Regions from separate parts of the Homo sapiens genome. Here region 1 is linked to region 2. A link is an interaction called in ENCODE POLR2A ChIA-PET data of the cell type or tissue named here. Cell type or tissue: GM12878. All regions are shown on one strand.

Region 1 (4,000 bases), 120 kb after region 2:
CACGCCTGTGATCCTAGCATTTTGGGAGGCTGAGGCAGGCGGATCACCTGAGGTTGGGAGTTCGAGACCACCCTGACCAACATGGAGAACCCCGTGTCTACCTAAAATACAAAATTAGCCAGGCCTGGTGGCACACACCTGTGATCCCAGCTACTTGAGAGGCTGAGGCAGGAAAATAGCTTGAACCCGGGAGAGAGGTTGCGGTGAGCTGAGATTGTGCCATTGCACTCCAGCCTGGGCAACGAGTGAAACTCTGTCTCGAGAAAAAAGAGAGAGAGACAGGGTTTCACTTTGTTGCCCAGGCTGGAGTGCAGTGGCTGTTCACAGGTGCGGTCATAACACGCTACAGCCTTGGCTTCTTGGCCTCGAGCAGTCCTCCCCGCTCAGCCTCTTGTGGATTTGGGAATACAGGCGCCTGCCACCGTGCCTGGCTATTTGCCACATTTCATGTGTTGAGCTTCAGGTTCTGAGAGGCACATGAGAGCTTAGACTGGCAGAAAAGGGGGGTCGTGTCCACTTTCATGTCTGCCCTTTTGGCTCACTGCAGATAGTTCCCTGTGATCCCAGATGAGGGCCAGAATCAGTTCTAAGCCTAGGCCTTTGGGAAAACTTAGTTTGGGAGTCTTTGTCCTTAAAAGCCTATCTGAGTTCAAACCCTTGTTTTTCTGCTTTAAAGCCATGAGATCTTGGGCAAGTCACAGCCTTGATTTCTTCATCCGTAAAAGTGGTAATAGTTCCTCTGTTTATCACCTGATTTAATTTTGGTAAAGCACTTTATGAGCTGACACAGTAAATGTGTATCTTTGTGGTTAAGAATTTATACCCTCCAAATTATGCGTCTGGTGCCTTGGTTGAAAGTATTCTCACTTCATGGTTGCTGTATTACAGGTACGGTATTCTCACCAAAATCATTTCTCTTTGTAATTATGATACTGATTTTAATGCCGCACATTTGCATACTATATGCTTGTTACAGTGATCCCCACAGTAACTCATGAAGCAGCCACTCATTGTACAAATGAACGTCTCCATATAATAGTTTAGCTATTATACAGTACATGGCAGAAACACAATTCAAACTCAAGTTTATACGAATACTTTCAAGTCTCCTTACCTGAGAGCAGAAAGTGACATTTAAATTTAAAGGAGTTCCCAGCCTTTGTTTTCAGTGCAGTTTGTTTCATGGTGTAGGCAGAAGTCAGGGCTGTGTGATTGTGTGGCTGGGCTCTCTGGATTTGGCTCTTTGGGTTGCAGGAGTCATGGCTCATACGCTACATGAGGCACCAGCTCATGTAGGCACTGTCAGTTCCTATGTGCCCCACAGGAAAGCGCCCTTAACCACTGATGAGTGTTGATGTTTTTCTGCACTAGAAGGCACTATGTTGAACTATTAAACTTACCAGCACTTTCTTTTTCCACTCCATAGTTTCATTGTACTGACAACCTCAGCTGGCATCATGGACCATGAAGAAGCAAGACGAAAACACACAGGAGGGAAAATCCTGGGATTCTTTTTCTAGGGATGTAATACATATATTTACAAATAAAATGCCTCATGGACTCTGGTGCTTCCACTTGGTCGTTTTGAGCCTTTACAGCAGTGTAGCCACAGCTTCTGCGGCAGCATGCAGTTGCTTCGTTTATCGGTGAATGCGATTCCCTGAAGTGACTAATACAGCCAAGGGAAAAAGTTCTTATGAAACCAGTATGCCTAAGAAACAGTCACCCCTGCTGTCTGCCAAAACCAGGTATTTGACACTAAATATTTTAGTTGTATTTCAGTTTTTTTTTTTTTTTTTCTTTTTTGGAGACAGAGTCTGACTCTATTGCTCAGGCTGGAGTGCAGTGGCGCGATCTTGGCCCACTGCAACCTCCACCTCCCGGGTTCAAGTGATTGTCCTGTCTCAGCCGCCTGAGTAACTGGGATTACAAGTGTGTGTCGCCACATCCGGCTAATTTTTATATTTTAGTAGAGACAGGGTTTCGCCATGTTGCCCAGGCTGGTCTTGAGTTCTGGGCCTCAAGTGATCAGCCTACCTCGGCCTCCCGAAGTGCTGGGATTACAGCCACGAGCCATTACACCTGGCCTATATTTCAGTATTTTCTATTAGTTTTTGATGAATTTGTTTTGCCTGGCTAGGATTATTCTGTAGATAGGATTTTAGATCTGGCTTTTGTCACTGACTGCTGTAATAAATACTTGCTAGGAATTTTTTTTTTTTTTTTTTTTTTTTTAAGACAAAGTCGCTCTGTCACACAGGCTGGAGTGCAGTGGCATGATCTTGGCTCACTGCACCTCCGCTTCCCAGATTCAAGTAGTTCTCGTGCCTCAGCCTCCTGAGTAGCTGGGATTACAGGTGTGTGCCACCATGTCTGGCTGATTTTTGTATTTTTAGTAGAGGTGGGGTTTCACCATGTTGGCCAGGCTGGTCTCGAACTCCTGATCTCAAGTGATCTGCCTGCCTTGGTCTCCCAAAGTGCTGGGATTACAGGTGTGACCACCACGCCCTGCCTTAAGAATTGTTCCAAGAGAATCTGGTGCCACTTGCAGGTGCCCATTGAAGTGCAATGGGCACTGTTGATCACTGAGGAGGTAGTGGGTGCTGACCCGGTGCTGGGGCCTGTCCCCTAGTCTCTGCTTTGCCCTTGGCTAGCTAGGTGGTGTGCCAAGTGGGGAGAGAAGCTACCTTATTAAGGGGCATGGATCAGCTTCCTGAAAGGAGGGCCTGCCTCTGTAAGATATGGGAAGTCGCTGAGAATGTTACAGAACGGCCCTAGAGATGGGGCAGATAACGGCCCCCATTTGTGAGAAGTGAGTTGGGAGGCATGTTTGGGGCCTCTGATGTTTGGGAGGCTGTGGGTAATTAACATGAGTTTTGGGGTCCAGCAGCAGAATTCAGGTTTCCTCTTCCACTCAGTAACCTCAGCATCCGTATCTGTAATGGGAATGATACAAAACCTATCCCCAAGTTGAGGGAAAAATGAGATTGTGTAAAGCGCACTTGGCACATGACAGTCACAAGCATGGGGACAGTGAGTCCAGAAGGATTTTCTTATGCCAGCATTGTAAGCCCTAGGATCACAGGGCTCTGGCTTGTTTAACCATCGTGTCTCTGGTCCCTAGCCTGCAAACCTGGTGTGTAGGGATGCCTCAGTCGCTTACATGTTGATTGAGTGAATCGTCGGTTTCTTTCTGGACACTGACTTCAAAAATAAAATAGGATATGAAAATGGCTCCATTTGTTGTCACCATTTTGTGGGGATCCTATGTCCTTTGAAGTGGTCAGGAGTGGGAGAAACGTGACAGGGGAAGAAGGAGTGGTGTGGCTGATGGATTTAACATGTGTTCTTTTATGTTGGCAAGGAAGCGGATGACCTTACCCCTTGTTCCTCAGATCCTGTAAATGGCTTTATAACATGACCCAGGGCTGCTTGGTGTGGGACTAGACCCCAGGGTTTGAGGGTCTGAAGACAATTTAGGTTCGTGCTGGCAGGATGTCTTGGCTCAGAGACAAGTATTTCTGTGGGGTGATCCCAGCATCCTCCCAGCATACTGCTGCTGTTGCTAGGCAGAGACCCCGGAGTGGGGAGAGGGTGATAGCATCTGGATCATCCATTCCTACCTAGGTGGTTTTGGCTCATAGTAAAAGGGACCCAGCACCTATCCGCTGCTCAGCCTCGGAGCTGCAGGTGTCAGGGATATGATGCACTGTCCAAAAAGACATGCAAAACTTAACACCCCTGCATTTTCATGGAGAGACCCCGTGGAGCCTCTGACCAGAGGCTGAAAGAAATGTGTCATTCAAAAGACCAGGGAACCACTGCCAAGGACCCCTACATTCAGCAACACATCTATACTCGTGCCTGCCACGTGTCCTCACTTAGAGGCTATTGTCTCACCTCAGGGTCAGGAGTGCCAGGTGAAAGAGCACACAGGTCTCTGGGCAAGGCAGAGTTTGAAGCTAGGTCTGGACCAACGTCTGAGAGGATGACTTCACCC
Region 2 (4,000 bases):
TCCCAGGTAGCTGGGACTACAGGTGCGTGCCACCACACGCAGGTAATTTTATTTTTTCTATTTTAGTAGAGACGGGGTTTCACCATTTTGGCCAGGGTGGTCTCAATCTCCTGACCTTATGATCTGCCTGCCTTCGCTTCCCAAAGTGCTGGGATTACAGGCGTGAGCCGCCGTGCCCGGCCATTTTTTGTTTTTTGTTTTTTGTTTTTTTTAAAGTAAGACTTTTGAGAGTGCTCATATGTTGATGATGTGATAAGCAGTAGTAAAATGGGAGATTTTGCAACGTACAAAAGAAACAGGCCGGGCACGGTGGCTCAAGCCTGTAATCCCAGCACTTTGGGAGGCCAAGGTGGGTGGATCACGAGATCAGGAGATCGAGACCATCCTGGCTAACATGGTGAAACCCCGTCTCTACTAAAAATATAAAAAATTAGCCGGGCGTGGTGTTGGGCGCCTGTAGTTCCAGCTACTCGGGAGGCTGAGGCAGGAGAATGGCGTGAATCCGGGAGGCGGAGCTTGCAGTGAGTCGAGATCACGTCACCGCACTTCAGCCTGCGCGACAGAGCGAGACTACATCTCAAAAAAAAAAAAAAAAAAAAAGACAAGACATACCTTGGAAAATGGGGGGAATAGACAGATCCAGATGATCTCTATGGATAGGAGGTTTATTTGTTCCATTATGCGAAGATGATGGGAAGAAAAGCTGTATGTGCAGATGCAGGTGAATTTGTGGATATATTAGAAGGAAGATGACAGGCAGTGATGGAGTGTTGAAGAGCTCAAACATTAGACAGTACTGGGTCTGAGTTCTGGCTCTGCCTTTTACAAGCTGTGCAACCTTAGGCCAGTTATGAAACCTTAGTCATCAAGTTATAACTAATAGGATTGTGTTGAACATGAAATGACATGATAAACGTATGTAAACTGCTTGGATCAGTTGCCCACTAGCTCTTGTTAGGAGCTAAAATGTTAGCTCTTGCTGAGGGTGTTGTCAAATGGCTTCTACTTCTCATGAAGCAGAAATCTATAAGGTCATCCACTGGTAGTGGTGGGAGAAGGAAGAAGGTGCAGAAAGTTTTACAGATGTTTTGGAAAGGAAAGAAACCCGGTGAGGGAAATGTGGGCAACTTCAGAGGCCCACTTGAAGTCAGAGAAAAGGAGCACTGGGGCATGGATGTGAGGGGGTACTTTCTTCAGCTTTTCTCTGAAGACAATTATGCATGTAAAACAAAGGTTAAAATCAGATCTACTGCCCTCCTGGAGTTACTGGCTTCGTTTGCTCCTTCTGGCTAATTTGATTGGAGGTCTGAAAATAGAGAATATTAGAGGTTCCTTGGAAGGAAAATAAGCAACACTGAAGTCAAATCTTTATCATGTTTGCTAGAAATGTTACTAAAAAACAAAATTTATGGCCGGGTGCAGTGGCTTATGCCTGTAATCCCAACCCTTTCGGAGGCTGAGGTGAGTGGATCACTTGAGCCCAGGAGTGCGAGACCAGCTTGGGTAACATTTTGGGAATGTTGTAGGGAATGGGACAAAAAAAATACAAAAGTTGCTGGGCGTGGTGGAGTAAGCCTGTGGTCTCAGCTACTTGGGAGGCTGATGTGGGAGGTTTGCTTGAGCTCGGATTGCGCCACTGCACTCTAGCCTGGGCGACAGGGTGAGACCCTGTTTCAAAACAAACAAACAACTTTTTTTGAGCTACAGTATATTTAATGGTTTTAAATATGAGTGCAGAGTAAGAGGGAGTCCAGTCCATAAGATGACCCTTGCATCTAATACTAGTTGCAAGTTTGGGGGTTCCCAAGACCACTCTTTTTTTTTTTTTTGAGACAGGGCCTCTCTCTGTCACCCAGGCGAGAGTGCAGTGGCATGATCACAGCTCACTGTGCCCTGACCTCCTCCCTCCCAGGTTCAGGCAGTCCTCCTACGTCAGCCACCTGAGTTGCTGGATCTATGGGCGCATACCACCTCGCCTGGCTAGTTTTTCTATATTTTTTAGAGACAGTTTCACCATATTGCCAGGCTGGTCTCAAACTCCTGAGCTCAAGTGATCTGCCTGCCTGGGCCTCCCAAAGTGCTGGGGTTACAGGCTTGAGCCACTGTGCCTGGCCAAGACGACTCTTAGGTTGGATGATTTGCCAGGAGGACTCACTAGAACTCATTGAAAGCTCTCATACCCATGGTTAGAGTTTATTGCAGTTTAGGGATTCAGATTAGAATGAGCCAAGGGTAGAGGTGCATAGGGCAGAGTTCGGGGAAGTTCCAAATGTTGGAGTTTCAAATTGTCCTGTCCCTGTAGAGTTGTGAAAAATGATACCTTCCTGGTGGCACTGGTGTGCGACAATACTCATGAATTATTGCCTACCAGGGAAGCTCACTCTGTTTTTTATGTCCAAAGTTTTTACTGGGGTTCCATGGTTGCATGCCCATGTGGCTAACCTTAGTCTCCAGCCCCACTGGAGGTCAAGCTGATCCATGTGACTCAAAGCCCCCACCATAAGTCACATTATTAGACTCTGCTGTGGCCTAAAACCCCCAGATGAACAAGGACACCTTCCCCCCACCGCCACCCCCCCCTTTTTTTTTTTGGAGATAGTCTTGCTCTGTTGCCCAGGCTGGAGTGCAGTGGCATGATCTCAGCTCACTGAAACCTCAGCCTCCTGAGTAGCTGGGATTATTACAGGTGCCCGTCACCATGCCTGGCTAATTTTTGTATTTTTAGTAGAGACAGGTTTCACCATGCTGGCCAGGCTGGTCTCAAAATCCTGACCTCAAGCGATCCACCTGCCTTGGCCTCCCAAAGTGCTGGGATTACAGGTGTGAGCCACTGCTTCTGGCCAGGACCCTCTTATTAGGTATGACATTTCAAGAGTTTAGAGATTACCTTCCAGAATTCACAGGTAAAAGCCAGACCTCTCCTTGGTGAAGATACAATTCTTTACAATTTTACAATAGTTAAGTATATCTTATCAGTCTATATTGGCTGTTTAGTTGACAGACAGTTAAAAATTGGTGACAGTCCAGATGTGGTCACTCATGCTTCTAATCCTAGCATTTTGGGAGGCTGAGGTGGGAGGATTGCTTGAGTCCAGGAAATTGAGAGCAGCCTGAGCAACATAATCAGACACCTGTCTCTACAAAAAACATAAAAATAAAAAATTAGCTAAATGGGGTGGCATGCACCTGTGGTCCCAGCTGTTTGAGAGGCTGAACCCATGAGGTCGAGGCTGCAGTGAGCTATGGTCATGCCAGTGCACTCCAGCCTGGGTGACAGAGTGAGACCCTGTCTCAAAAAAGGAAACAAATCACCCATAAATGGATAATTAAGATTTGGTTATTATAGACACTTAATACTGAGGTAGTTAAACTAGTTTTACCGATAAATTATATTAATTTAATATTTCAGTATTGCAAAACTGATGCATACTCATTTATAATTTTGACATGGAATGGTTCTATTAAATTTGAACTTAAAGTTCTCTGCAAGAAGAGATTTGTATAATAAATTCCCTGAGCCTCTCAAATTAATATTTTAGCCATAGACTCATATTTAGAGCAGTGTTTTTAATGTAATGATACAAGGCCCAGGGTTATTCATAGTTTCACCCTTTCTCTTATTCCTCATTAAAGCATGTTTGAATCCAGGTAAGAGGCATTACAGGGGAAAACCTTGAATTTATTTTTGAAGGGTAAATCATTTTCAAGTGGTATTAACCATTAGTATGGAAAGCAACATATCCTATAACTGCTCTGTGACAGTGAGACTATCTTTGCTACTTTAGAGAATAAGTACATTCCTACTTCATTGGCTTTAGTGCAAATCTCATTTCCTGGTTTATATCCATTATAAATTAGATCTCACCATGAGAGCAAAATCCCTTAATAAACCTAGGTAAAAGCAATTTGAAGTAATATGATGCTTACTCCAGTGACACCACTAGGTATGGTGTTTGCATCAAGTCATTTTGGGGTGCTTTATGGAAATACTTCCTAGTAG

Evidence for each region. ChIA-PET counts read pairs that join two places held together with the same protein. Peaks named below come from ENCODE experiments on the same cell type or tissue, not always from the same donor. Only the 100,000 strongest peaks of a DNase experiment are listed, where the experiment ranks them.
Region 1: POLR2A ChIA-PET joins it to region 2 with 6 read pairs; 6 of 35 experiments call an interaction of 5 or more read pairs at or near these places.

Annotation. Positions count from the first base shown.
Region 1 is chr16:18,780,529-18,784,528 of GRCh38, reverse strand. RPS15A (ribosomal protein S15a) reads left to right here. Exons shown (of 5, transcript NM_001019.5): 5 at 1,427-3,234. The coding sequence ends at 1,520. Among named protein-coding and RNA genes, the nearest start is that of RPS15A, 7.8 kb to the left of the region's middle. In GM12878, no CTCF peak of the experiment used is centred here; no DNase peak of the experiment used is centred here; H3K4me3 peaks cover 812 bases; H3K27ac peaks cover 426 bases.
Region 2 is chr16:18,900,535-18,904,534 of GRCh38, reverse strand. The region is part of intron 1 of SMG1 (SMG1 nonsense mediated mRNA decay associated PI3K related kinase); the gene reads left to right. Among named protein-coding and RNA genes, the nearest start is that of SMG1-DT, 24 kb to the left of the region's middle. In GM12878, no CTCF peak of the experiment used is centred here; no DNase peak of the experiment used is centred here; H3K27ac peaks cover 721 bases.